5 separate regions of the Homo sapiens genome follow, and regions 1, 2, 4 and 5 are each linked to region 3. A link is an interaction called in ENCODE POLR2A ChIA-PET data of the cell type or tissue named here. Cell type or tissue: HepG2. All regions are shown on one strand. Links, peaks and the distances in the headings refer to the core of each region. The heading gives the core; the rest is flanking DNA. Region 1 has its middle 71 kb from the start of TRIM24. Region 2 has its middle 63 kb from the start of TRIM24. Region 3 has its middle 140 kb from the start of TRIM24. Region 4 has its middle 130 kb from the start of MIR4468. Region 5 has its middle 120 kb from the start of MIR4468.

What was found. Peaks named below come from ENCODE experiments on the same cell type or tissue, not always from the same donor. Only the 100,000 strongest peaks of a DNase experiment are listed, where the experiment ranks them.
Region 1: POLR2A ChIA-PET joins it to region 3 with 16 read pairs; 3 of 35 experiments call an interaction of 5 or more read pairs at or near these places.
Region 2: POLR2A ChIA-PET joins it to region 3 with 12 read pairs; 3 of 35 experiments call an interaction of 5 or more read pairs at or near these places.
Region 4: POLR2A ChIA-PET joins it to region 3 with 12 read pairs; 3 of 35 experiments call an interaction of 5 or more read pairs at or near these places.
Region 5: POLR2A ChIA-PET joins it to region 3 with 14 read pairs; 2 of 35 experiments call an interaction of 5 or more read pairs at or near these places.

What each region holds. Positions count from the first base shown.
Region 1 is chr7:138,386,364-138,392,366 of GRCh38, reverse strand. No RefSeq gene overlaps it. Among named protein-coding and RNA genes, the nearest start is that of TRIM24, 71 kb to the left of the region's middle. In HepG2, for the core only: no CTCF peak of the experiment used is centred there; a DNase peak (open chromatin) is centred at 3,376.
Region 2 is chr7:138,394,249-138,400,251 of GRCh38, reverse strand. No RefSeq gene overlaps it. Among named protein-coding and RNA genes, the nearest start is that of TRIM24, 63 kb to the left of the region's middle. RefSeq lists an enhancer at 3,331-4,185. In HepG2, for the core only: no CTCF peak of the experiment used is centred there; DNase peaks (open chromatin) are centred at 3,701 and 5,511; H3K4me3 peaks cover 365 bases.
Region 3 is chr7:138,314,082-138,320,084 of GRCh38, reverse strand. No RefSeq gene overlaps it. Among named protein-coding and RNA genes, the nearest start is that of TRIM24, 140 kb to the left of the region's middle. In HepG2, for the core only: no CTCF peak of the experiment used is centred there; a DNase peak (open chromatin) is centred at 3,374; H3K4me3 peaks cover 472 bases.
Region 4 is chr7:138,254,883-138,260,885 of GRCh38, reverse strand. No RefSeq gene overlaps it. Among named protein-coding and RNA genes, the nearest start is that of MIR4468, 130 kb to the right of the region's middle. In HepG2, for the core only: no CTCF peak of the experiment used is centred there; DNase peaks (open chromatin) are centred at 2,495 and 3,065.
Region 5 is chr7:138,242,672-138,248,674 of GRCh38, reverse strand. No RefSeq gene overlaps it. Among named protein-coding and RNA genes, the nearest start is that of MIR4468, 120 kb to the right of the region's middle. RefSeq lists an enhancer at 4,725-5,339. In HepG2, for the core only: no CTCF peak of the experiment used is centred there; DNase peaks (open chromatin) are centred at 2,774, 3,254 and 5,024.

The DNA.
Region 1 (6,003 bases), core at 308-5,307, 73 kb before region 3:
TTGGGAACATTCAATAGCCTCCTTATAGCTATTTGAAATGATATGATACAAATGTATCAACAGTTATTGTTAACTATACATATTGATACATATTGTTAACTATACATATTGATACATATTGTTAACTATATGGATGTTTCCAACAGAAATGATACATATTGTTAACAAATAGCTATAAGGAGGCTATTGAATGTTCCCAACACAGAAATGATACATATTGTTTGTTGTTGTTGTTGTTGTTTTTGAGACACCCACACCCAGCTAATTTGTGTATTTTTAGCAGAGATGGGGTTTCACCATGTTGGCCAGGATGGTCTCGATCTCTTGACCTTGTGATCCACCTGCCTTGGCCTCCCAAAGGATTACAGACTTGAGCCACCATGCCTGGCCACATATTGTTAACTATATATCATTTCTGTGTTAGGAACATTCAATAGCCGCCTTATAGCTATTTGAAACTATATGATACATTATTGTTAACTATAGTCATTCTACAGTGATTTAGAACACTATCTATTTATACTTTTTTTTGTTTTTTTTTAGTGACAGGTTCTCACTTTGCTGCCCAGGCTGGAGTGCAGTGGTGCAATCATACTCACTGTCACCTCAACCTCCTGGACTCAAGCAATCCTCCCACCTCTGCCCCCTGCATAGCTAGGACTACAGGAGTGTGCCACCATGCCTGGCTAAGTTTTAAAAGAAAATTTTGTAGAAACGGAGTCTCACTATGTTCCCTGGGCTGGTCTAGAACTCCTGAGCTCAAGCAATCCTCCTGCCTTGGCCTCCCAATGTGCTGGGATTATAGGAGTGAGCCATGGTGCTCAGCCCGGCTAATTAAAAAAATTTTGGTGGGGGGTGGCTGCGGTGGCTCACATCTGTAATCCCAGCACTTTGGGAGGCCGAGGCAGGCGGGTCACCTGAGATCAGGAGTTTGAGACCAGACTGGCCAACATGGTGAAACCCTGTCTCTATTAAAAATACAAAACATTAGCCAGGCGTGGTGGTGCATGCCTGTAATCCCAGCTACTCAGGAGGCTGAGGCAGGAGAATCGCTGGAAACCAGGAGGCAGAGGTTGCACTAACCTGAGATCGTACTACCGTACTCCAGCCTGGGAAACAGAGTGAGACTCCATCGCAAAACAAAACAAAAAAAATTATTTTAATTTTAATTTAATTTAATTTAATTTTATTTATTTATTTTTTTTTAGAAACAGAGTTCTGCTATGCTGCCCAGGCTGGTCTTTTTTTTTTTTTTTTTTTTTTTTTTTGAAACATAGTCTTGCTTTGTTGCCTAGGCTGGAGTGCAGTGGTGTGATCTCGGCCCACTGCAACCTCCACCTCCCAGGTTCAAGCTATTCTCGTGCCTCAGCCTCCCCAGTAGCTAGCATTACAGGCATGCACCACCACAGCTAGGTAATTTTTGTGTTTTTAGTAGAGACGGTGTTTTGCCATATTGGCCAGGCTGATCTCGAACTCCTGACCTCAAGTGATCCACCCACTTCAGCCTCCCAAAGTGCTGGGAATACAGGCGTGAGCCACTGCGCCTGGCGCTATGCTGCCCAGGCTGGTCTTGAACTCACGGCCTCAATCGATCCTTCTGCCTTTGCCTTTCAAAATGCTGGGGTTATAGACATGAGCCACTGTATCCAGCCTATTTCTACTTTCAGAAAATACTTGTGAATATTATCCCTCATAATAGCCTTAACTAACCTGTAAAATTCCAAGTAAATGATAATATGAGGCTAAATGGATAGGGCCTTCAAGAGACTGAAGGGATGAACATAGATTACAATTGCAGATTCATATAATGAAAGTGACATTTGAGGAACACATTGCCCTAATAATTAGAAAACATTTAAAGAAGCAGATTGGAGGCAAATGCAATGTCTAGAAATATTTTGTGATAATCCCAGGAGAAGGTGAAAGGGGCCTAGAATAAAATGTTATACACAAGAAAGGAAGGCACTGGTGACGCTCCCTGGTGACTGATCTCAATCAATCTAACTTTCTCTTGCCTTTATTTCCTACAGGGTCTTCTATTCTAACCAGCCCAGTATGAGTTATTAGTTCTATTCCATTCATTGACTCATGGATTTTTTTTTTTTTTTTTTTTTTTTGAGACCGAGTCTCACTCTGTCGCCCCAGCTGGAGTGCAGTGGCGCAATCTCAGCTCAGCAAACTCCGGTCCTGGGTCCAAGCGATTCTCCTGCCTCGGCCTCCCGAGTAGCTAGGACTACAGGCGCATATCACTGCGCCCAGCTAATTTTTGTATTTTTAGTGGAGACAGGGTTTCACCATGTTGGCCAGGCTGATCTCAAACTCCTGACCTCAAGTGATCCACCCACCTTGGCCTCCCAAAGTGCTGGGGTTACAGGGAAATGAGCCACTATGCCCGGACTGACTCATTGATATTAAATAATGCTTTTCTGTGCCTGATATGCCTTCCTTGCACTCTTTGTTGAGAAGGAATTCTTGACCAAAGAACAGATTGATTCTTTTTTTTTTTTTTTTGAGACGGGGTTTCACTCTTGTTGCCCAGGCTGGAGTGCAATGGCACAATCTCAGCTCACCACAACCTCCGCCTTCTGGGTTCAAGCGATTCTCCTGCCTCAGCCTCCCGAGTAGCTGGGATTACAGGCATGCACCACCACACCCGGCTGATTTTTTTGTATTTTTATTAGAGATGGGGTTTCTCCATGTTGGTCAGGCTAGTCTCAAACTCCCAGCCTCAGGTGATCCACCCGGCTTGGCCTCCCAAAGTGCTGGGATTATAGGCTTGAGCCACCACGCCCAGCCCAGATTGATGCTACTCCCTTGCCAAGCACTATATTAATTGGTTCATTGGAGAAAATGGTGCAAAAAACATTTAGAATTCATGGAAGTATAAAGTGTCACAAAGATTTTTCAATAGTATTTTTAAACTTAATATTAATCCATTATCCCAAGTTGACTGCACTTTTTCCTCAACCCTCCTTGAGATTGAGGTCTGTTCTTTTTATTCAAAAATTCTAATAGCAAAGTCAATCATTACTACCTTTCCTCCCTGGACCCCCACTCCCGTATAAGGAGAAGCAGATAAATAAAACTACACAGATAAGACACTGAATTCTCAAACTCCCTTTTCTAGCCTAAATGATTGGCAGTGATGCTGAAACTGCCTTTGCAAGATTATGACAGCAAGACATCTGACCCAGTTGACTCCATTTTGCTTCTGACCTCCAAGCTGTCTTTGATCATTTTTGGGTATAGGCCAAGCTAACTTTGGGAGGAATTTAGTTTATAGTTTAACCTTAAAGCAAACATCTTTGCTTTAACAGCTCTTCCCAAAATCAAACTGCCTTTGTAAAACTAATGAAAGGCCACAAGATTAGGATTATGAGAGGGGCCTGAATTCTGATAAGATAGGCATAGTTTCTATAATCTTTTACTAGCTCAGGAGTCATAGGGCTGGAGGTCACAAGATTTGTGACTTGCCCAATTGCTCCTGTAGATAACATCAGGATTGGATAACCTAAGATTGGTCTTTTGAAATGTTATTCAGACTTTTGCATTCTGGCCACTGACTAACCCCACCTAGACCCATGACTCATGATGGACTCAGCTCACAAGGACTTCTTCCACACCTGCATAATTTCTTTTTTTTTTTTTTGAGATGGAGTCTAGCTCAGTTGCCCAGGCTGGAGTGCAGTGGCTCGATCTCGGCTCACTGCAACCTCCGCCTCCTGGGTTCAAGCGATTCTCCTGCCTCAGCCTCCTGAGTAGCTGGGATTACAGGCAACCATTGCCATGCCCAGCTAATTTTTGTATTTTTAGTAGAGACAGGGTTTCACCATGTTGGCCAGGCTGGTCTTGAACTCCTGACCTCATGATCCGCCTGCCTCGGCCTCTCAAAGTGCTGGATTACAAGCGTGAGCCACTGCGCCCGGCCTCACACCTATATAATTTCATCTCCAACCTATCAGCAGCACCCATTCCCTAGCTCTCTGCCTGCCAAATTATCCATAAAAACCCTAGCCTCTGAGTTCTCCAGGAGGCTGATTTGAGTAATAATAAAACTCCCATCCTACGGTTTGGCTGACCTTGCATTAATTACATTCTTTCTTTACTGCAATACTGCAGTTGTATCAGTGAATTGATTTTGTCTGTGCAGCAGGCAGGAAGAACCCATCAGACAATGATAGGTATCCTGTGGTAGTTACTACTGCCATTCAGTATATGTTTTGTTAACCCCTTTTGAGCATATAAAATTGTGCTTGCTGGCCCCTTGTGATTGTGTGGGGTCTAGCTACTAGTTCTGACAAATGAGTTGTGAGCAGAAGTGACCCATAATTGCTAATGTGAGAACCTCAATGGCTTTGTTTCATTTTTGCACAGTGATTGGCATTATTCCAGGTAATGACTGCTCTATCATTGTGGGTTCTGAGTGACACAGCAGAGCCCCATAAACTCTCAGTAGAAGTGTAACATCAGTGGCTGGGTGTGGTGGCTCATGCCTATAATCCCAGCACTTTGGGAGGCTGAGGCAGTCAGATCCCCTGAGGTCAGGAGTTCGAGACCAACTTGGCCAACATGGTGAAACCCCGTTTCTACTGAAAATACAAAAATTAGCTGGGCGTGGTGGTACACATCTGTAGTCCCAGCTACTTGGGAGTCTGAGGCAGGAGAATTGCGTGAACCCAGAAGGCGGAGGTTGCAGCAAACCCAGATCCTGCCAGAGTGAGACTCTGTCTCAAAAAAAGTAAATAAAATTGGAAAAAAAAAAAAAGACGTGTAACATTAATGAGGAATAAATTTATGTTGTGTTAAGCTCACTACGATTCTGTAGTGGGTGGTGAAGTCTTCTTTCTCATCGATTTGTGGATTTGATGTCTGCTTGTGCAATAGCTAGGTTGGTATTTTTCTGGTGTATGTTAGTATATTAAAACTGGTTTTGTAATCCCAGCACTTTGGAAGCCTGAGGTGGGTGGATCACGAAGTCAGGAGATTGAGACCATCCTGGCTAACACGATGAAACCCCGTCTCTACTAAAAATACAAAAAAAAAAAAAAATTAGCTGGGCGTGGTGGTGGGTGCCTGTAGTCCCAGCTCCTCGGGAGGCTGAGGCAGGAGAATGGCATGAACCCGGGAGGCGGAGGTTGCAGTGAGCCGAGATCGTGCCACTATACTGCAGCCTGGGTGACAGAGCGAGACTCTATCTCAAAAAAAAAAAAACAAAAAAAGAAACAAAAAAAAAACTGGTTTTGTTACATCCCATTCACATTCTGCTTGTTCAACACCTATGCACTGCTGCTTATTAAAATATGTTGAATATCATCCCTCTGGCTGGTCAAAAATACCAGAAAGTATGCAGTGCAATATTGTAAGAAATATTTTAAATATGAAGAATATTTCTTTATTCATTTGAAAAAATTTAGCTCATGGATTACATCATTGGTGTGAAATCCCAAAAGAAGGTACATTATCTCACATCACCACAGTTAAAGTGCTTTAGATAGAACCTGAGCTGCGAGTATGTAAACTTTATCCTAGGACTCTATAATATGAAGGATAGTTAAGGCTGTTTTGTTATTTTATTTTTATAATTACTTTTTCTTTTTTTTCTCTGTAAAAATAAATGACAGAAACATACTTTTTTTTTTTTAAAGGAGCATTTGAGCCTTTTGATGTGAGAATTGCATTCTAAGTTTTTCCCTGTCCCTTTATTAAACAGTACTGGGAGCAGGCATATTTTCTTTTCCCCAAGTTAAACAATTCTGGGACCAAACATACTTCCTGTCCCAGAGCTAAATAATTCTAAGGTGAAGCGTACACCCTTCTCTCTGCTAAACAATATTGAGACCAATATTGAGGCCAAGCATGGTGGCTCACGCCTGTAATCCCAGCACTTTGGGAGGTTGAGGCAAGCAGGTCACTTGAGGTCAGGAGTTCGAGACCAGCCTGGCCAACATGGTGAAACTGAAAACACAAAATTAGCTGGGCGTGGTAGCAGGCGCCTATAATCCC
Region 2 (6,003 bases), core at 734-5,733, 80 kb before region 3:
ATAGTGAAACCCTGTCTCCACAGAAAACTTTTAAAAAATTAGCTAGGCATGGTGGTATGTGCCTGTAGTCCTAGCTACTCAGGAGGCTGAGATGGGAGGATCACTTGAAGCCAGGATTCCAAGGCTGCAGTGAGCTATGATCATGCCACTGCACTCCAGCCTTGGTGACAGTGAGACGCTGTCTGAAAGAGAAAAAAAGATTGCTCTGTGGACTTCACAGATACCTAACACCATTCCTCAGAAAGTGATGACAAATTCTGCTATCTCCTATTATAAAATTTTGAAATTTTATAATAACTTTATTGAAGATTTAAAAATATTCATTACATCATATTTACTTGTTTTAGGCCCCCAGGACCCAAGGGATAATACATTATGAATATTGATTAATCACTACTACCACACTGCTCCCCAGTAAGATAGGAAAATACCTTTTTATTTTAAAGATAATGTTTTTTTACTGATTATAAACTAATACATGCTGTTCAAAGTTAGGAAAGTTCAGGATAAAAGTCCCACCATCCAGAGAGACTATGACTGTGAACATTTTTCCATATTACTTTCTAATCATTTTTTATTTCTTAGCATATTTAAGAACATGTAGCTGGAATGGCACAACAATATATCTTGAATGCCAAGTCTGATTAGTATGTAGTGAAGCATGGAATGGAGAAGGCTCCTAAAGCTCCATCTGGTTTGTGATTTTTGATATTGAAAAATGCATAAAATTTGTCAATTTGCCAAGTCCCTGTTTGCTATGGTTTGAATGTGTCCTGCAAAATTCATGTGGGCTGGGAGCAGTGGCTCACACCTGTAATCCCAGCACTTTGGGAGGCTAAGGCAGGAGGATCGCTTGAAGCCAAGCATTCGAGAGCAGCCTAGGCAACACAGAGAGACCCCATCTCTACAAAAAAATTTAAAAAAATTAGCCAGGTGTGGTTTCATGTGCCTGTATCAGCTACTTGAGAGGCTGAAGCAGGAGGATCACTTGAGCTCAGGAGTTGGAGGCTGCAATGAGCTATAATCTTGCCATTGTACTCTAACCTCATCAAGAGAGTGAGACCCTGTCTCAAAAAAAAAAAAAAAATTCACATATTGAAACTTAATTTCCACTGCGATAGCATTGAGAGATAATGCCTTTTGGAGGTGACTAAGTCCTGGGGAATAAGTCATCCAGGCTGGAGTGCAGTGGCATGATCATAGCTCACTGCAGCCTTGGACTCCTGGGTTCAAACAATCCTCCCACCTCAGCCTCCTGAGTAGTTAGGACTAGAGACACATGCCAACATGCCTGGCTAATTTTTTTTTTTTTTAATTTTTGTAGAGATGGGGTTTCACTATGTTGCCCAGTCTGTTCTTGAGCCCTCATAAGTGGGATTAACAACCTTTAAAAGGACTGGAGGGAACAACATAGGCCTTTGCCTCACCCTCCTTTCTGCCATATGAGGACACAGCATTTAAGCTGTCATCTTGGAAACAGAGACAGAGCCATCACCAGACACCAAACCTGTCAGTGCCCTGATCTTGGACTTCTCAGCCTCTGAAACTGTAAGGAATAAATTTATGTTCTTTCTAAATTACCCAGCCACAGGTATTTTGTTATTGCAGCACAAATGGACAAAGACAGTGTTGTAGATGATTGCTGAGAACAGTGGCAGTTGGCTTTCACTCTTTATTAGAAATACCTTGATTACATTTTAACAACTTTATTCAGATGAAATTGACATACCATACAATTTACCCATTTAAAATAAACAATTCAAAATTTTTAGTGTATTTACAGAGTTGTGCAACCAACACTACAATCTAAGTTTAGAACCTTTTTATCAAACCCAAAAGAAACCCCCCACATCCTTCCACAGCCATTCCATTTGTCTCTAGTCCCACCAACCCTAGACTGTCACAAATCTATTTTTTGTCCCTATAGATATGCCTACTCTAGACATTTCATATAAATGGAATCTTGCAATACGTAATCTTATGTGATTGGCTTCTTTTACTTAGCATTTGATGTTTTCAAGCTTCAATGTAAAACATATCAGTAGTATTTAATTTATTTTTATTGTCAAATAATTTTTTTATTATATGGATAGACCACATTTTACGTATCTGTTCATCAGCTAATGCACATTTAGTTTGTTTCATTTTCTGCTATCATTCATATTGCTGCATAAACATTTGTATACAAGTTTTGTGTGGATATACACTCTTAGTTCTCTTGGGTCTCTACTTATCAGTAAAATTGTGTGGTCCTATGGTAAGTTTATGTTTATGGTTTTGAGGAATTGACGGACTATTTTCCAAAACACACCCCACCAGCAATGTATTAGGGTTCCAGTTTCTTATATCCTCTCCAATGCTTGTTACTATTTGTCTTTTTTATTATAGGCCATCTTTCCTAGTGGTTGTGAAGTAGCATCTTGTTATTGTTTTCATTTGCATTTTCCTGATGGCTAATGATGTTGAATATCTTTTCATGTGCTTATTGGCCATTTCTTTAGAAAAATGTCTTTTAGATCCTTTGCCCATTTTTAAATTTGATTGTCTTTTTATTATCAAATCATAAAATTTCTTTTATATAGTCTGTATATGAGGTCCTTATCAGATATGTGATTTACAAATATATTCTCCCAATCTGTGGATTAACTTTTTCTTTCTTTCTTTTCTTTTCTTTTTTTCTTTTTCATTTTTTTTTTTTTTTTAGATGGAGTCTCACTCTGTCACCCAGGCTGGAGTGCAGTGGCACAATCTTGGTTCGCTGCAACCTCCGTGCCCTGGGTTCAAGTGATTCTCCTGCCTCAGCCTCCTGAGTAGCTGGGATTACAGGCACCTGCCACTACGCCTGGCTAATTTCTGTATTTTTAGTAGAGACAGGGTGTCTCCATGTTGGCCAGGCTGGTCTCGAACTCCTGATCTCAAGTGATCCACCCACCTTGGCCTCTCAAAGTACTGGGATTACAGGTGTAAGTCACCACACCCCGCTGATAGGGTCTCACTCCTACCCAGGCTGGAATGCAGTGGCATGATCATAGCTCACTGCAGCCTTAAACTCCTAGACTCAAATAACCTTCCTGCCTTAACCCCCTGAGTAGCTGGAACTACAGCTATGCACCACCATGCCCTGCTAAGTTTTTTTTTTATTAAGTTTTTTGTAGATATGGGGTTCACTATGTTGCCCAGGCTGATCTCCAACTCCTGGCATCAATCAATCCTCCTTCCTCAGCCTCCCCAGTAGCTTGGACTATAGACGCATCCCACTGCAGCTGGCTCCAATGAATACTTTTCATTATGGTACATTTCACTTTGGACCGGTCACATTTGAAATTCTTGATGGTCATGTATGGCCATGGCTATTACCCTGGAGAGTGCAGGTTAGAGGATTAGGTGGCACTAGATTGAAACTATGGAGGTCAGAGACTGGATTTCACTCTTATATTTGTAGAACCCATCAAAGTGCCCAGGATATGGGAAATATTCAAGAAATATTAGTTGGTTGATTAGTTATTAATAATTACACTAGCAGGTTGGGCTGTAATCACATGAAACTCTGTGCCTGTGCTGTGCCTGTGGCTCAAGAAAATGCCCCAGGTGTTTCTGGGGTGATCAAAATCTGCTAGGCCAGTTAATAGGTAATCTTTAGTATTCTATTCAGAACCACTTCAAAGGCTGGGAAGGAGGAGGGGCTCACTTCAAAGGCTTTAGGAGAGAGAAATAGAGCAAGTTAGTAAAGCTGGTTGCCAGGACAACCTTCTCAGCATTGAAAGCGGACAATCAGGTTGTAGACCTAGGCTGGGTATAGCTGTGATCTTTGCTTTTGTAATATACTGTCCTTTTGCTTGGCTCTAAGGAAGAGCAGTTTTTAAATGGCAATTTAAGAGTGTAATTTGGAGCCAGGAAGCTATATGGTGCTAAAAGTGTTTAAGTGCAAAGGGAAGGAAAATGGGCAGAATGTTGATTGGAAGGGAACCACCTGAGGTGAAGCACAATCACTTATAAGGTTCTAGTTCAAGAGGAACTTTTAACCTTAACTTGCAGATAGACCTCACTTAATGGGAAACCAAGAATTGGGAGCAAAATCAGTTTTTTCTTTGGCCTTAGAATGTCATTAGATTAGGCAGTTTAAGAGTTAAGAAAGTAATTATTTGATACTTAGTTGATTTTTTTCTTAAGTTTTATTCTCAATTTGTTATTTAAATATTTATGCAGATGTTAGTCGGTAATTTTTTTTTTTTTTGAGACAGGGTCTTGCTCTGTTGCCCAGGCTGGAGTGCAGTGGTGTGATCACGGCTCACTGCAGCTTCAACCTCCTGAGTTCAAGCGATTCTCCCACTTCAGCCTCCCAAGTAGCTAGGACCAGAGGCATGTGCTTTCATGCCTGGTTAATTATTTTTATTTTTTGTAGAAAGGGGTCTAAATTTTTAAATAAATAAAATTTAATAAACTTTTGTGGGAACTATTACTGTATGCCTGGCACTTTACTAAATGCTTTTTATGTATTTAATTCTCAGGAAAAAAAATTGCCTACATTTTATAGATTTTTGTTTGTTTGATTTTTTAGCAACTCTTCTATGACTTGAATCAGATTTTTTAAAAATTGAAGTTTTGGCCAGGCGCGGTTGCCCATGCCTGTAATCCCAGCATTTTGGCAGGCTGAGGTGGGAGGATCACGGGAGTTTCACAGCAGCCTAGGCAACATACGAAGACCATTGTCTCTAAAGAAATAAGAAATTTAATTTTTAAAAAAATTTTTAAGTTTTGAGAGATTAAGTGCCTTGTTCAAGAATTGTTATGGCTGGGCATGGTGGCTCACACCTGTAATCCCAGCACTTCAGGAGGCTGAGGTGGGTGGATTGCTTGAGCTCAGGAGTTCAAGACCAGCCTGGGCAACATGGTGAAACCCTATCTCTAGGAAAAAAAAAAAAAAATTAGCCAGGTGTGGTGGTGGGCTCCTGGGGTCCCAGCTACTTGAGAGACTGAGGTGGGAGGATCATTTGAGCCTGGGAAGTCCAGGCAGTGCACTCCATTCTGGGGGACAGAGTGAGACCCTGTCTCAAAAAAAAGAAGAAGAAAAACAATTGTTTCTATAGAAATAATATAACTGTGGATAACTTTTATATTTCCATTATTTTTTATTTAAAAACTTTTAAATTTACATATAACTGTACATATCTGTTTAGTACAATGTGATGCTTTGTTTTATATATACACATGCATACACTGTGTGATGATTACATCAGAGTAATTAAGCATATCTCTCCCCTCAGACATTATCATTTCTTTGTAGTGAGAACATTCAAAATTTTCTCTTCCAGCTATTTTGAAATATGCAATACATTATCGGTAACTATAGTCACTCTTTGTGCAGGACACCACAACTTTTTCTTCCTAATTACAACTTCCTACTTGTTGACCATTCTCTTCCTGTTACTGAACCGAACTGGGGTCTGTTTGCTGGGTGCGCTAAGACCAAACATCCACACTGAGGTTTCGCAGTGGGAGAAAGGAGGGCGTTTATTTGCAGAGCGCCAAACAAAGACAATCAGGCAGCTCAGGCTTAAGGCCTGACCTCTCCAAAAGCTTACAAACAAGGGTTTTGTTTGTTTGTTCGAGACATAGTCTTGCTCTGTCATCCAGTCTGGAGTACAGTGGTGCCATCTCGGCTCACTGCAACCTCTGCCTCCCAGGTTCAAGCGATTCTACTGCCTCAGCCTCCCAAGTAGCTGGGATTACAGGCATGCGCCACCACGCCCGGCTAATTTTTGTATTTTTAGTAGAGACGGGGTTTTGCCATGTTGGCCAGGCTGGTCTGGAACTCCTGACCTCAGGTGATCCACCCGCCTCAGCCTCCCAAAGCGCCGGGATTACAGGGATGAGCCACCGCGCCATACGTACACGCGAGGGTTTTTAATGGTGGGGTGCAGATCAGGAAAGCAGACGTTACAGGCAAAATTGTAAATCAATGCATGGAGGTTATACTTTGGCCTAAAGTGGTGGGATATCTTA
Region 3 (6,003 bases), core at 705-5,704:
GTCTTCTTTTGAGAAGTGTCTGTTCATATCCTTTGCCCACTTTTTGATGGGGTTGTTCATTTCCTGTAAATTTGTTTAAGTTCCGTGTAGATTCTGGATATTAGACCTTTGTCAGGTGAGTAGATTGCAAAAATTTTCTCCCATTATGTGGGGTGCCTATTCACTCTGATGATAGTTTCTTTTGCTGTGCAGAAGCTCTTTAATTTAATTAGATCCCATTTGTCAATTTTGGCTTTTTTTTTAATACTTTAAGTTTTAGGGTACATGTGCACAACGTGCAGGTTTGTTACATATGTATACAAGTGCCACGTTGGTTGCTGCACCCATTAACACGTCAGTTAACATTAGGTATATCTCCTAATGCTATCCCTCCCCCCTCCCCCCACCCCACAACAGGCCCCGGTGTGTGATATTCCCCTTCCTGTGTCCATGTGTTCTCATTGTTCAATTCCCACCTATGAGTGAGAACATGCGGTGTTTGGTTTTTTTGTCCTTGTGATAGTTTGCTGAGAATGATGGTTTCCAGCTTCATCCATGTCCCTACAAAGGACATGAACTCATCATTTTTATGGCTGCATAGTATTCCATGGTGTATATGTGCCACATTTTCTTAATCCAGTCTATCATTGTTGGACATTTGGGTTGGTTCCAAGTCTTTGCTATTGTGAATAGTGCCACAGTAAACATATGTGTGCATGTGTCTTTATAGCAGCATGATTTATAACCCTTTGGGTATATACCCAGTAATGGGATGGCTGGGTCAAATGGTATTTCTAGTTCCAGATCCCTGAGGAATCGCCACACTGACTTCCACAATGGTTGAACTAGGTTACAGTCCCACCAACAGTGTAAAAGCATTCCTATTTCTCCACATCCTCTCCAGCACCTGTTGTTTCCTGACTTTTTAATGATTGCCATTCTAACTGGTGTGAGCTGGTATCTCATTGTGGTTTTGATTTGCATTTCTCTCATGGCCAGTGATGATGAGCATCTTCTCATGTGTCTTTTGGCCGCATAAATGTCTTCTTTTGAGAAGTGTCTGTTTATATCCTTCGCCCACTTTTTGATGGGGTTGTTTGTTTTTTTCTTGTAAATTTGTTTGTGTTCATTGTAGATTCTGGATATTAGCCCTTTGTCAGATGAGTAGATTGCAAAAATTTTCTCCCATTGTGTAGGTTGCCTGTTCACTCTGATGGTAGTTTCTTTGGCTGTGCAGAAGCTCTTTAGTTTAATTAGATCCCATTTGTCAATTTCGGCTTTTGTTGCCATTGCTTTTGGTGTTTTAGAGATGAAGTCCTTGCCCATGCCTATTTCCTGAATGGTATTGCCTAGGTTTTCTTCTAGGGTTTTTATGGTTTTAGGTCTAACATTTAAATCTTTAATCCATCTTGAATTAATTTTTGTATAAGGTGTAAGGAAGGGATCCAGTTTCAGCTTTCTACATATGGCTAGCCAGTGTTCCCAGCACCATTTATTAAATAGGGAATCCTTTCCCCATTTCTTGTTTTTCTCAGGTTTGTCAAAGATCAGATAGTTGTAGAATTTTTGGCTTTTGTTGCAATTGCTTTTGGCATTTTCATCATGAAGCCTTTGTCTATGCCTATGTCCTGAATGGTATTGCCTAGGTTTTCTTCTAGGGTTTCTATAGTTTTGGGTTTTACATTTAACTCTTTAATCCATCTTGAGTTAATCTTTGTATAATGTGTAAGGAAGGGGTCCAGTTTTAGTTTCCTGCATATGGCTAGCCAGTTTTCCCAGCACCATTTATTAAATGGGGAATCCTTTCCCCATTGCTTGTTTTTGTCCGGTTTGTTGAAGATCAGATGGTTGTAGGTCTGTGGTCTTATTTCTGAGGTCTCTATTTTGTTCATTGGTCTATATGTCTGTTTTGGTACCAGTACCATGCTGTTTTGGTTACTGTAGCCTCATAGTATAGTTTGAAGTCAGATAGCATGATGTCTCCAGCTTTGTTCTTTTTGCTTAGGATTGTCTTAGCTATATGGGCTCTTTTTTTGGTTCCATATGAAATTTAAAGTGTTTTTTTCTAATTCTGTGAAGAATGTCAATGGTAGTTTAATGAGAATAGCATTGAATCTCTAAATTACTTTGGGCAGTATGACCATTTTCAAGGTATTGATTCTTCCTATCCACAAGGCTGGAATGTTTTTCCATCTGTGTCCTCTCTTATTTCCTTGAGCAGTGGTTTGTAGTTCTCCTTGGAGAGGTCCTTCACGTCCCTTATTATCTGTATTCCTAGGTATCTTATTCTCTTTGTAGCAAATTGTGAATGGGAGTTCATTGATGATTTGGCTCTCTGCTTGTCTACTGTTAGTGTATACGAATGCTTGTGATTTTTGCACATTGATTTTGTATCCTGAGACTTTGCTGAAGTTGCTTATTAGCTTAAGGAGTTTTTGGGATGAGATGATGGGGTTTTCTAAATATAGAATTATGTCATCTGCAAAAAGAGGCAATTTGACTTCCTCTCTTCCTACTTGAATGCGCTTTATTTCTTTCTCTTGTCTGATTGCTCTGGCCAGAACTTCCAAAACTATGTTGAATAGGAGTGGTGAGAGAGGGTTTTTTCCCAATAAATCCCATTATTCTCACCCTTAAAATCATCTGCGAGGCTAATTTTTCATGGCCGTGTGGTAAGGACCTGGCTCTTAGCTGAACTAAGGAAAAAGTCCCACAACACTGGGTTGTGACATTACCCCGTCTAAATGACATGCATTTAAGACTACTGATTCAAAGACTATAGAAAAGGACTCAATACTGCATTCTATATTGTGCAAAAATTTGCCCTAGTGTTTGCAGCTCTGCATCTCATGTTCAATTAAATCCATGATTGATATACATAGTTAGCCAACCAAGAAGTTAACACAAAATCCAACGAAGAAGTTAACACCAAATGTGTCTTATTAGTGTGTGCTGACTTAATACCATGAAGACTTAGAATTAAATACAGAGAGAAGCAAGTAAGTCAAACCAATACAATTAATATTTTGGCATCAAATTTAGAAATAACCTATGCATGTTTATTTGGCATTTTAGAAGGTAACTGGACATATCAGCTGTCCACGTTAAATAACAAAATTCAGAAAATATGATTAATTGTAGAGTTTATTCAAGCACAAACCTTGTGGGATAGCTGCCCTGGAAGTACAGATTCCAAAGAATGGAAGTATGTGTTCAGAAGCATAGATGTCTAGGGTTGTTTATATAGACAAGGGAAGTTTAACGGAATTTCAACATCTTTCTATATAAGGCTTAATGCATAGTTACAATGATCTCATTGGTTGAGGTGATATTTTTCTTTCAGGAAAAGTATATTTAACGTTCCATACTGAAGATGTAATAGTCATGGGGTCTTTTGCGCCATCTGGTCTGAGTTAACAAAACTCAGAACAGAAAAGGAGGAGGTTAATCTATAACAAAGGTCAGTGATTAGGAGAATAGGTCTGGTCTCTTGTCTCTCCTAGTCATTTACAGAACAAGGAGAGAGAGAGTTAATATATAATCTGAGAAACAGAAGTTGCAACTACATGCTACCCAACTCAGATCACAGTCCCATCTCTTTCAAGACTTAAAGCATTTTGAGTTCCAACAACTTTAATGCTTTCTTTATTTCCACACAGCCTTGGGATTATAATTTAAAATGTGTAACTGAGGCCAGGCAGGGTGGCTCATCTCTGTAATCCTAGCACTTTGGGAGGCTGAGGTGGGAGGAATCCTTGAGCCCAGGAGTTCAAGACCAGCTTGGGAAACATAGTGAACCCAGGAGTTTCGAGACCTGCCTGTCTCTATTTTTTTTAAGTGTAATTGAGTAACTTCTGCTCATTATATTGAATGTAATTTAAGATTCACATTCCACACATGTAAAAATTTAACACATTAGATTTATAAATTATAGAAGTGCTTGGGAAAATTGGTTTTTATTAGACAATTGAAATGCTTAAAAAAGAAATTGTAGTATATTGACTTATGGTGATAGTTAAGATTATTACAATATTAATTGCATAAAAAAATCCTTAAGTAATTGTTAAGTTTTTGAATTTATGAATAGCATAAGATTTACAAATTTAATTTATATCTAAGAAAGAACAAAGTTTTCAAATTTTTAACCTTGCTAAAATAAATACTGAATTGTAAAACAAAAGTGACCCCTGAAATAATCTTTTTTTGCATAAAAGTTACCTTCAAGGGCACCAAAAGCTCACATTGACTTTTTATTGAAGATATTATCTTATCTTCTTATAAATCTTCTTGTCAGTTTCTCTAACATGTTGTCAGAAGATTAAGATCCTTTTATTTTATTCCTTTATCTAGAAGCCTGATCTTTAGTTTCCATCAAAAATGTCAATTTCTGGCTGGGTGCAGTGGCTGACACCTGTGATCCCAGCACTTTGGGAGGCCAAGGTGGGCAGATCACTTGAGATCAGGAGTTCGAGACCAGCCTGACCAACGTGGTGATACCCCGTCTCTACTAAAACATACAAAAATTAGCTGGGTGTGGTGGAGCATGCTTGTAGTTCCAGCTACTGGGGAGGCTGAGGCAGGAGAATTGCTTGAACCCGGGAAGCAGAGATTGTAGTGAGCCTGGATCATGCCTCTGCACTCTAGCCTGGATGACAGAGCGAGATTCGGTCTCAAAGAAAAAAAATTTCAATTTCTAGGAGCTTCCAGATAGCTGCACACCTGGAGGTTCTTGGAGGGTGGTGCACCTGGAGATGGCATGGAAGCTTGGAACCTCTTCCCCTCTACTCTGCTCTGTGCACTTCTCCATCTGTTTCCATGTCAATATCCTTTAAAATAAACTTGCAAATGTAAATAAATATTTCCTTGAGTTCTGTGAGCCATTCCAGAAAACTAATGGAGCCCCAGGAGGGGAGCATGGGAATCCCAGTTTATAGCCAGTGAGTGAGAAGCACAGGCCACTATCTGTGCTTGCAACTGGCATTGGAAGTAGGAGGGCGGTCTTGTGGGACTGAGCCCTCACTCCATCTCCAGGTAGAGAGTGTCAGAATTGGACTGAATTGAAGGGCACCCAGCTGGTGTCTACTGCAGAAATGATTGCTTGCTGGTGTGGGGAAAAACCCACATATTTGGTTATAGAAGTCTTCTGTGCTGGTTGTTGGGGTGCAAGAATGGTGAAAAAAACAATGCGTGTTTTTTTAGTTTTTGAGACGATCTCATTCTGTTGCTCAGGCTGGACTGCAGTGCCATGATCACAGCACAGTGCAGCCTCTGGGGCTCAAGTGATCCTCCTGCCTCAGCCTCCCGAGTAGCTGGGACTACAGGCATGTGCCACCATGTCTGGCTAATTGTCTTTAATTTTTAATAAAGAAGTGGTCTTGCTATGTTGTCCAGGCTGGTCTCGGAACTTCTAGGCTCAAGCAATCGTCCCACATTGGCCTCCCAAAGCTTTGGGATTATAGGTGTGAGCCACCATCCCTGGCCTTAGCTTGTTTTTTTTTTTTTTTTGTTTTTCTACTCAGAATTGGTATCAGTAAAGCAGCATTTGCTGGAACAGACCTGGCTCGTGGAAACTTGTGGTTTGGAAAGATAAAGGATAAAAGCGTGGGGGGAGAGGAATATTTGATCTCTGGGTGGTGCCCTAGTCACCCATAGTATGAAACTGCAGCTGCACTGGGTTCAGTAACTAAAGGTCAAATTTACCAGTGGAATTTAGAGATTATGGTAGACCTAACTCCTCAGGAGTTGGCCCATTGGATATGTATGGAAATGCAAAATAATCAGAAGAATGATGAACACACAATCCCTTGGTTGTTATCTGTACTAGCTAAAATGAAAGTAAAAGAAAGTATTGGGTTGGGCCTTGAGGCTGGACAAAAGGTCAGAGGTCGTCTGTCTGATCTCAGGCAACTTAGCCTCAAGGCCACTCTCAAAGGGGAAAATTCTGCCAGGGCAACAGAAGTTATCTCTAAGATTTCTGTTCACCAAGAAGGTAGTCAGTGTGGGGAGAGAGCTGGGTGCAGTGGC
Region 4 (6,003 bases), core at 442-5,441, 59 kb after region 3:
TGTGCTACCATCTTCCTGCTAGGACTATAGGAACAGATCTGGCAGCTTGCCCTCTTGCTCCCAGAGTCTCATCTTCACACAAAGCCAGGGAGGTCCTTTTAAAACATACCCAGATCACCTCACTGCCCTGGTCAACCTCCCCAGTGGCTTTCCTTCTCACTTAGTAAAATCTAAACTTTAAAATACCATTCTCTAGCCAGAAAAAAAGGTATTCTTTCTTACCAAGCACCCCCACTATACAAGCCTCTGCTGAAATCTTTTAAGAGGCTAACTGTTTAAAAGAAAATAGTTTGTTAACACGCGGTTTTCTATTTTTTTACTAAAAAAAAAAAAAATTTTTTTTTTAAGAGCCAGGGGTCTGACTCTATTGCCCAGGCTGGACTTGGACTGCAGTGGTGCAATCAACATGTGGCTTATGGCAGGGTGTGGTGGCTCACGCCTGTAATCCCAGCACTTTGGGAGGCTGAGGTGGGTGGATCACCTGGGGTCAGGAGTTGAGACCAGCCTGGCCAACATGATGAAACCTGGTCTCTACAAAAATCCAAAAAATTAGCCGGGCATGATGGTGGGTGCCTGTAATCTCAGCTACTGGGGAAGCTGAGTTGGGAGAATCGCTTGAACCCGGGAGGCGGAGATTGTAGTGAGCTGAGATTGCACCATTGCACTCCAGCCTGGGCAACAAGAGTAAAACTCCATCTCAAAAATAAATAAATAAATAAAAGAAAAAAAGAAATGCAAAAACCTGAAAAGACACCTCAAAAGGCCAGTCTTAGGTTCTACAATAGTGATGTTATCTGCAAGAGTAATTGGGGAAGTTGCAAATCTTATGACCTCCGGAATAATGACTGGTAATTATTTAGAATTCAAGCCCCTCTCATTAACTTGGTAGCCTTTCATTAGTTTTACAAGAACAGTTTAGTTTTTGGTAAGGGCTAATGTTATTTAAACTGTAAACTAAATTTCTCTGGAAGTTAGCTTGACCCACGCCCAGGAATGAGCAAAGACAGCCAGCCTGTGAGGCTAGAAGCAAGATGGAGTCAGCCATGTCCGATTTCTCTCACTGTTGTAATTTTGGAAGGGCAGTTTCAAAGGGTCCTCAAGCTCTGAAAATATAACTCAAGTTGATTTAGAGCCAGTTGTTTTATAATGTTGTCAAGTTACAGGCTACCATGTAGAAAATTGGTAAGGTAAAGCATTCTTCTTTTCTGTTTACATCAAAGTTCTGCCTCCCTCCTATAAGGAAAGTTGTGATTCCATTTGGCCCACACCAATAATTCAGGATAATCTTCCTAACTCAAGATCTTTAACTCAATGGCATCTGCAACATCCCTTTGCACTATAAGGTGACACTCAGAGTTTCTGGGGATTAGTATGTAGACACTGTAGGGATGAAAAGGTATAACACATTTTCTTCACTCATTTCAAGGTCCTGTAGTGTTCTTTCTCTTGGCCAGTTCCCCTTTGGCCATTTCTTTTCCCCTCCCCCTTCATCTACTCCCTTCTACCCTCTTATCAACTTTACACTCTTGGCTCACTCTTTGTTCTCAAAATAAAAGCTCGCTTCCCTACTTTTCTTTCATAGTAGCCCTCAGGAAGAGCCTAAATCTTTAACATAAAAAATAAATTGACTTTTCTCCAGGGCAGGGAGAATTCAACCAATTTCTGTAATCCACCTAAAGAGAAAGCGAGGCTCCCTTTCCATCCTGGAAAACAGTCTTCTCCTCTTCTCCTTCCTTCCTCCACGTGGACTCAAAGATTCTGAAACGAAAAAACAAAGCAATGTTTTTCATACTTAAACAAACCAACCAACAGAACAAACTGAAGTGAATTGTAACTGCCCAACGGGTTCATCTTGTCTGCTTCCTAGACAGAGCTGATTTGTCAAGACAGGTGAATTGTGATACAGGAAAAGTAATTCACACAGAGCTGGCTGTGTGGGCGACTGAAGTTTTGTTATTATTCAAATCAATCTCCCTGACAATTTGAGGACAAAAGTTTCTTGTTTTCTTTTGTTTTTGAGACGGAGTTTCGCTCTTGTTGCCCAGGCTGAAGCGCAATGGCACAATCTCGACTCACTGCAACCTCTGCCTCCCAGGTTCAAGCGATTCTCCGGCCTCAGCCTCCTGAGTAGCTGGGATTACAGATGTGCGCCACCACGCCCGGCTAATTTTGTATTTTTAGTAGCGACGGGGTTTCTCCATGTTGGTCAGGCTGGTCTCAAACTCCCGACCTCAGGTGATCCGCCCGCTTCAGCCTCCCAAAGTGCCGGGATTACAGACATGAGCCACCGTACCCGGCCAAGGATAGGAGTTTTTAATGATAATTTGGTGGGTGGGTGGGTGGGGGGCAGTGAATCCGAGGTTCTGATTACTCAGATTGGAGATGAAATCATAGGAGTCGAAGCTGTCCTCTTGCACTGAGTCACTTCCTGGGAAGGGGCCACAAGACCAGATGAGTGGGATTATCTGTCTGGGTGGTGCCGGCTGATCCATCAAGTGCAGGAGCTGCAAAATATCTGAAGCACTGATCTTAGGTTTTACAGTAGTGATGCTATCCCCAGGAGCAATTTGGGTAGGTTTAGAATCTTGCAGCCTCCAGCTGCATGACTCCTAAATCATAATTTCTTATCTTGTGGCTAATTTGTTAGTTCTGCAAAGGCAGTCTTGTCCCCAGACAAGAAGGGAGTTTGTTTTGGGAAATGGCTGTTATCACTTTTGTTTCAAAGCTAAACCATAAACTAAATTATTCCCAAAGTTAGTTTGGCCTACCCCCAAGAATGGACAAGGACAGCTTGGAGGTTACGGACAGGATGGAGTCAGTTAGGTCAGATCTCTTTCACTGTAATCATTGTCTCAGTTAGAATGTTTTTCAAAGGCAGTTTCATAATCTTGCAAACTCAAGCAGGAGGAAGCATAATGAAAGAGTTTTTGATGACTTTTGAGTCATGTTAAACATGGTCATTTTGAGGGAAGAGAGAGGAAGGAACTGGTTAGGCAAATAGTTAGGACAAGTCCCGTGGTAGAAGTCCTTTTATCAAAAGAGCAACCTGGAAGAAATCAAGCTGTAAGTGCAGATAAGGAAGCAAGATCCAACACCTTTATCTCTTGTGCAACCAGCTAGCTCCAGTTATATACGATGGGTTCCTTGAGCACATTCCTTTCCTTTTTGGGCATACTCAGATAAGGGAACTTGCACAAGGGGGCTTTCCTAAGACAGGCCTGCAGCTGTATAGATAAAAATGTTACGTAGAACCAGACACGTCGGCGGTGGAAAATTCCATCTCCTGACACGTGTGCAGTAAGGGAAATGAAAGAATATGGAGTAACTCAGGCTTAGGACCCACATGCACACTAGAGGGGTGGGGTGGAACTAACAAGAATTCATGCCTTATCCAACTCGACACCCAGCCCTAACTAGTTTTTCGTACCCTATGCAGATGAAACACCCTGCCCAATTAACTTGTGTATTTTTAATTTAATTTAATTTATTTATTTATTTCGATATGGAGTCTTGCTCTGTCGCCCAGGCTGGAGTGCAGTGGTGCGATCTCGGCTCACTGCAAGCTCCACCTCCTGGGTTCACACCATTTTCCCGCCTCAGCCTTCCGGATAGCTGGGACTACAGGCACTTGCCACCATGCCCAGCTGATATATATATATATATATATTTGTATTTTTTAGTAGAGATGGGGTTTCATCGTGTTAGCCAGGATGGTCTCAATATCTTGATCTTGTGATCCACCCGCCTCAGTCTCCCAAAGTGCTGGGATTACAGGCATGAGCCACTGCACCCAGCCAACTTTTTTTTTTTTTTTAATTATTTTATTTGAGAGAGGGAGTCTTTCTCTGTCACCCAGGCTGGAGTGCAGTGGGGCAATCTCGGCTCACTGCAACCTCTGCCTCCCGGGTTCAAGTGATTTTCCTGCCTCAGCTTCCCAAATGCTGTGACTACAGGCATGCGCCACCATGCCCAGCTAACTTTTGTGTTTTTTAGTAGAGATGGGGTTTCACTGTATGTTGGCCAGACTGGTCTCAAACTCCTGGCCTCAGGTGATCCATCTGCCTCCACCTCCCAAAGTGCTGGGATTACAGGTGTGAGCCACAGTGCCTGGCCCCAATTAGCTTGTTTATAAAAGCATTTACATCCAGCTGTGAAACGACAACCCTCTTGGGCCACCTCTCTGCTGCAGAGAGCTTTCTTCTTTCACTTATTAAACTTTTGCTCCAACCTCACCCTTGGTGTCCATGCTCTTTAATTTTCATGGTCGTGAGACAAAGAATTCTGGGTAGTACATCAAGCAACAAGACTGCTCCAGTAACCCCAGACTGCTTCAGTTTAGATGAAGGAAATTCTGCCAGTGTGTTTCTGACATTTGAATAGCATAAAATACTTATAATTCTCAATTTTGTCTCCAGAGTTCCAGACTTACATATCCAACATCATATTGAACATTTATGCTTTATAAGGATAAGATGCTGAAATTTTCTTTGAGGAGGGAAGTAGTTGCCACCTGATCCTCCTTTCCTTAGTGTGTCTCCTTGAAAACATAATAGACCTAATGTGAGGCCCCATCTTTGGCTTTTATGCTGCTAAGACATGAGCCATCTGGTCCTTGCAACCATAAACATCTACCTCTGAAATTAATTAAGAAATCCCGGGGCCAGGCATGGTGGCTCACGCCTGTAATCCCAGCACTTTGGGAGGCTGAGGTGGGCAGATCACAAGGTCAGGAGATTGAGACCATCCTGGCTAACATGGTGAAACCCCAACTCTACTAAAAATACAAAAAAAATTATCCAGGTGTGGTGGCAGGCACCTGTAGCCCCAGCTACTCGGGAGGCTGAGGCAGGAGAATGGTGTGAACCTGGGAGGTGGAGCTTGCAGTGAGCCAAGATCACACCACTGCACTCCAGCCTGGGCAACAGAGCGGGACTCCGCCTCAAAAGAGAGAGAGAAAAAAAAAAGAAATCCCTCAGAAGACAGAGAGGAGATAATTGAGATAATTATAAGGCATGTCCATGTATCTGTCAAGGAGCTAAGACAGAGGGTCTGTATTAATCAGGGTTGTCTAGAGGGACAGAACTAATAGAATATATATATATGTGTGTATATATATATGAAGGGGAGTTTATTAAGTAGTATTAACTCACATGATCACAAGGTCCCACAATAGGCCATCTGCAAGCTGAAGAGCAAGGAAGCCAGTCTGAGTCCCAAAGCTGAAGAACATGGAGTTCAGTGTTTGAGGGCAGGAAGCATTCAGCATGGGAGAAAGGTGTAGTCTCAGAGGCTAAACCAGTCTAGTCTTTTCATGTTTTTCTGCCTGCTTTATATTCTGCCTGCAGTGGCAGCTGATTAGATGGTGCCCACCCAGATTAACGGTGGGTCTGCCTTTCCCAGCCCACTGACTCAAATGTTAATCTCCTTCAGCCACATACTCACAGACACACCCAGGATCAATACTTTGCATCCTTCAATCCAATCAAGTTGACACAATATTAACCATCACAAGTCCACCCCTTGTCAACTGGAACCCATACACATCTCCTGAGATTGTACATAATCTTAAGATAAAGACAATAATAAAGTCATAATTATGACTAACATAATACAACTGTCCTTCTTACAACCAGAAATGCACCAATCCTCAACCCAAATGCTATTACATAAAGTTAACAATACTTAAATACTGATATGAAGTCAATAAATCTTATGTCACATGATAAAGGAAAAAGGAAATAAAATGAAGATATTTTCCAAGTACAAGTGTATACATGCACAACCATGTTTTTAACAAAGGAAGAAGGAAATACTCATGACAATTACAGTTTTCCTTTCTGCAACAGGTCACATAGTCATAGCTGGTATTAATGACTACCTTCTTTACTACCCATTCTGTATTCCCTTTGCCTTCAGCAAGCAACTCAGCAGGTTGTGTTTTTTTCCTGGTGGAGTGACCAAACTTTCATTCCTGAAGGGTCTGGGCCATTTGTAGTTCTGCCT
Region 5 (6,003 bases), core at 582-5,581, 71 kb after region 3:
AAATAGCTTTACTGATTTTTCTGATTGTAAAAATTTTATACACTTGTTGGGAAAAATCAAAGAGAATAGAAAAGTTATTCTTTTTCTTTCTTTCTCTCTTAGTAAAAGTTGAGTGAAATTCCTTCAGTAACATTTGGTACATTTAACTAATATTTTGGATTATTGAAGTGAAAATATGCTCAGTCTATTTCTTGAATTTGAAACCATCCTCATGAAATTAATAAAACAAAATTGCAAGGTTTTAACAAAATTATAAGCTTGAATAGAAGCATAGTCAAGCATGAACCAGCTAGCTTTTTAGCCCACTTCCTTACAGTTGCTGAATGCTGAAAAGTCACATAGCCCCTGTCATGAGGTCCTAACTTCCCTTGTTTCTATAGATAACATTTTTAATATTAAGAAAACTCAGGTTTTAAAATTTGAGATGTTTTCCATATCCTGCATTCTGAGGATGCCTGCCAGACTGAAAACCCTTCCGAGGAACTGACTCAGCACAGAATGCAGCTTCTACATTGTTATGACTTCATCCCCCACCCCCTAACTAATCAGTGATCACAGCTCCTTATCCTTCTTCCCACCAAAACGTTCTTAAAAACCCGTCCAAAACTCTTCAGGCAGGCAGATTTGAGGTTCCTCCCATCTCCTGGTTTGGCTGCCCTATGATTATTGAACTCTTTCTCTGCTGTAACCCCTGCTGTTTTGGTATATTGGTTTTTACCACACAATGGGCTATTGAACCTGGAGTCCTATAACAAATTGAATCCCTTTAATATCTTTCCATTGCTTTTCTGATGAAGTTCACTTGCTCTACTTTTAGCTCTTTCTCTTCTTCGTGCTCTACCTTCAGCCTCGTGTTACTTCCCTTTCCTGCCTCTGCACAGACCCAGTACCTCACCTGGAGGCATTCTCCTCTACCTGGCTAACCCTTCTCCTGAAGCCTCTCAGCCCGTCAGCACCAGCCTTTGTCCTGCTGTTTAGTCGCGCCTCTCTCTCTCACTGTGGACTGTAGGCTCTTTGAGAGCAGTCCGGGAAATTTTCCCTTGGCCCTGATGACCTAAAAAAAAAGAAGTGGAGGCAAGCAAGATTAATGTAAGAGTTTATTTGGGCCAAGCCTGAGGATTGCAACCTGGAACCATAGATTCAAATTGCTTTGATTACACACTCTGATTAACAGCAGTTACAAGTGAATTTTTAAAGGGAAAGAAGAGGCAGTTCCTGAGTTGTTTACCAAGAATTTATATAAAAATAACAAGCTATTGAATGGCTATACATTGTTGTTTGTATCACAAATTCCAGGAACATGAAGATAATGAGTGAGACAGCAAGTCAGGAACAAAAATGACTTTAAACAATTGCCCCCAGGCATGAGTGGGAGGGAAAGGGGGCATAACTGAAGGCCTGTACTCATGTCTGTCTGGGCCTGCATACCTTCCATAGCTCAGACCACTCTAAGCTTTTTTTATTTTCTCAGCCCTCTGAAGGGTCACTGAAAAAGCAACTGACAAAAGGCAGATTAATAGAAGAAAAGGCATACAAATTTATTAACGTGTATGGGGAGAGAACCACAGAGTGATTATCCCAACCCCCTAGTGGGGTACAGAGGCCTATATACCCTTTCTCCAGGGGGAAGGAGGAGATGGGGAATATAGGCAATTCTTTTCAGGAGAAGTACGTTATTTTAAGGGAAAACGAATGGACTAGAAAGACATAAATTAACTTGTAAATTATTCTCTTTGAGGCTCATTGTAAGTGATTCTCATGAGGCTGAGAGGCAGGTTTGTCTTGTGGAAAAAATATAAGATCTCAAAGAAAGGAAAAATGGCTGATGGTTTTTTATACCATCTTGAGGTTACAGAAAGAATAGGGGCTTAGGTCATGGCAAAACGGGTTATGGTGGCAAAACAGGTTATGAGAGGCACAGAAGAAGAGGCCCGGCTGGCAAAGTTCGTCTTGTTATAAAGATGAAACTGTGCAGGTAGCCACCCTCAGAGAGAATAGATGGTAAATGTTTCTTTCAGACTTGAAGGCGTCAGACTTTCTGTTAATCTTTCCTAGATCTAGACAAGGGAGGGCCTCAGAGAAAGCCTGGCTGCATCAATGTTGATTCTCTACAGATGCAAATCTCGCTCACAAAAGGCAGCTTTTCAGCTATTCTTGCATTTCCAGCCCCTCTGAACAGCCATCTTGAAACATGTCAAGAAAATATATTTTGGAATGAAATATTTTGGTTTTATTTGCCTGGGCATCCAGGTACCTAGTCCAGTTCCTGGTAATTTAGAGGCACTTAATGACTATTTTTGAATAAATGCAGGAGAGAGCTTTGATTCTAGATAATCCACTCAGGAGATGCTTATTAAATATCTACTGGCTACCAGATTCAATTGGGCTCCCCTCCCTCAAGGTGATCACAGTCTCCTGCTGCTTCTTCAGATGGAAATATCCTGAACTAGAGATAGATAGTCCTACAGGCTGTGTCAGCTTGGTATCAACATGCTTTAAAGAGACCACCCTTTATCCTTCTGGGATTCCAAGCATTCTTATGATCTGGTGTTTTGTCTATTATCCATTTAGAAAAGATAAATCAGTGCCCTTTCCCCCCATTTAAAAAAGTGTGATAAAACATATATAACATAAGTTTTGCCTTTTAACCATTTTGTGTATAATTTAGCTGAGCTAAAATACATTCACAATGTTGTGCAATCATCACCACTGTCCATTTCCACAATGTTTTCATCACTCCAAACAGAGACTCTGTACTGATTAAGCAATACTCTCCAGCACACCTACCCCCAGTCTCTCATGTACTTGCTGCCTCTATGTATTTGCCTATCCAGATATTTCATTTAAGTGGAATCACATGATATTTGTCCTTTGGTGTCTGGCTTATTTCACTCAGCATAATGCTTTCAAGGTCGCAATGACCCTTTTTATTTTCATTTTCACTTTTTTTAAAAAAATATGGGGAATAAATGTTTGGTCTACTACCCATTTAGAGATAAATCAGTGCAACAATGTATTTTATTTTCATTTTTTACTTGATTTTTTTTTTTTTATGACAGGGAATACATGCTTAACATCCCTATTTATTTTTTTCTCCTTTCTTTAGATAAACTAATTGCTTTTGGCTCATGTATTTATGGTGTGTTCTTTCTATAGGAGCTTTATTACAGCTCCCAACCCCACTCCACAGTTTCTCCCACTCCTGTGGGTGTTTGCTTACACTAACCATACTAACAAGAATTCTGACCCTGGATCTGGGCAAACAGATGACATTGCTCATGAGATATCCTGCTCCTGCCTTCCACAACAGGGGATCTCCAGCAATATCTCCAAGTTAGGACTAGGAGAAAATTTGGAGCTGCCTGCTGTTGATTGACCTCTAGTTTCATTTCACTTTTCCATCACAGTTTTTCTATCAACAGTCAAGACTGAGATTGTGATCATCCTTTCAAGGTCTTTAGTTCTTTCGAAGTGTTTCGTTGTGTCAGTTTTCATCAGTTTGGCCACACCTGGCCAGTGTAGCCATGGCTAAGGTTCCTCAGCGACTCCTTCCAATTCTCATCCCGTTTCCCCTCATATCTGCTCTCTTTCTCTCTTTTAGCAACATCAACAAAATAATAAACGAAAGTTTTATGGTGCTTTATATTTCCACTGTGATTTCCTCTATGCCCATTAAATTTTATCCTCAAAACAATCTTTCCAAGGAGGTAGGGTGGGTTTTGTTTTTCTCCCTTTACATATGAGGAGACCTTAGATATCAAGAATTTCAGTGATTTCACAAATTCGTGCAGCTGATAAGTGGCAGAGCCTGAACTGCAACCAAGATTTGTTATCAGTTGCTAGGCCCAGTCTTGGCTAGACAATGCAAGAACTCAGCAAAGACTTGTTGAATGAATTAGTGATGTGTCTTGTGTTTGCTCTTGTCTGATCGACCATTCCACGGGCAGCATTTTTTTGAGTAAGCGGAGCTTTTCTAGGTGTCTTGGTAATGCTGACTGTTGTTTGGACAAACTTTTCTATGGATAATTGACGTTATCCAAGTAGCAGAATATCTGAAATTTATAAAAATTGTCAGGAAATTGTAATAAACATGTAAGAAAGTTAAGAGGACTGACCGGGCGCAGTGGATCACGCCTGTAATCCCAGCACTTTGGGAGGCCGAGGCAGGTGGATCACCTGAGGTCAGGAGTTTGAGACCAGCCTGGCCAACATGGTGAAACCTCATCTCTACTAAAAATACAAAAATTAGCCGGGTGTGGTGGTGGGTGCCTGCTATTCAGGAGGCTACTTGGGAGGCTGAGGCAGGAGAATTGCTTGAACCCAGGAGCCAGAGGTTGCAGTGAGCTGAGATTGCGTCACTGCACTCTAGCCTGGGCTGCAAAAAAACACTACATCTCAAAAAAAAAAAAAAAAAAAAAAAAAAAAAAAAAAAAAAAAAAAAAGAAAAGAAAAGAAAAAAGAAAAGTTAAGAGGACTTAGTTGACTATTCATTCCTAAAACATATGTATATTTAAGAACATTTGCCAGCACATTAGAATGGGAAGGAGGAAGGGAGTGGGAGTTGACTTTGGGTCTAAAGGAGGAAATGTTTTTATAATTAAACAGAAGAAAAGACAGCTTTCATTGGTCTATGGTGATAATAAACTATTATCTGAAGAATCTGATAAACTCTTTGCCCCTTGAGATCCAAAAAGAAAAAGCACATTCTATATATTTCTTTCACCCCTCTTCTCCATGTAATAATGAAGAAAACCAAACACAAAACACAAAAAACCTAAGCCCACCTAAAGAGTGTAGTTTTCGAATTTCACTTTTATTTGATTTTGTAACATCCTTTTGAAGAAGAGTGATGTCCAAAGAGAGAGAATTCTTTACAGAGCTGCAGTCGTAGAGTGGAAGCCATTTCTGCCGGTTGCCTGCAGATCGCTTCCACCACCTGGAGAGTTGCTCTCAATCCTATTGACTTTCTGTGACCTTCCTTTATCATGCAAACCAAGGCAGTCAAACTGACTGGGCTGGGTCCTCTCCAGTCCCCAGCAGATGGTCATTACTCACAGCCAGTGAATGGTAGGATTACGGCAAGGTTTTGGCTCCCCCTGCAACTCTGTAAACTGGTTCAACGTCCCAAGATTAGACAGACATTTGCAGTGGCTGATATCCTTCCATTCACTCTGGAGTGATTTCCTCATTTCAGTGCTTTAAATGTTTCCAAATCACAGGTAAGAACTGGTCTAAAATGTTACTTAGGAATTGATTCAAATTCTTAAATCATTTATAGGTAACAGAAACAAGTAGTAATGCAAACACAGACAAAAATCAAACAAACTTTTTCATTTTGTTTTTTGTTGCCGTTGTTTTATTTTCCTTTAATCCTCTCCTGTCCAGGAGACAAACTTGTTAATAAAAAGATCTTTATCTTGAAAGCTTTTTTCTTTTAAATGAAAAACCATTTTTAACTTAAAGGTAACAAGTTTTCTAATTTCAAAGTATCTTCAAGTTAGAAAAACTGGAAAACAGAATGTACAAGAAAATAATTTACATTTGAGAATCACATCACCCAGAGATGAGAAAAATAACTGTTGGTTGAATTGTGTTTCTTTCCAATTGCATCTGTATACTTTTATTTTATGTGAGAACGTATTAAATATACATTTTTGATTTTTATCTTATTTCACTGAATATTAGTGATCATTAGCATTTTTATGTCACTAATGGCTCTATCAAAGTGTTTTTGAGAGATGCCTTATATTTTATTATGTGGTATGCCATTAAAAAAGAAAAACCACATTATAGGCCTAGCGCGGTGGCTCACGCTTGTAATCCCAGCACTTTGGGAGGCCAAGGTGGGCTGATAGTTGAGGTCAGGAATTCGAGACCAGCCTGGCCAAAACGGTGAAACCTCTTCTCTACTAAATAGTAAAAAAATTAGCTGGGCATGGTGGTGCACACTTGTAATCCCAGCTACTCGGGAGCCTGAGGCAGAATCGCTTGAACCCGGGAGAG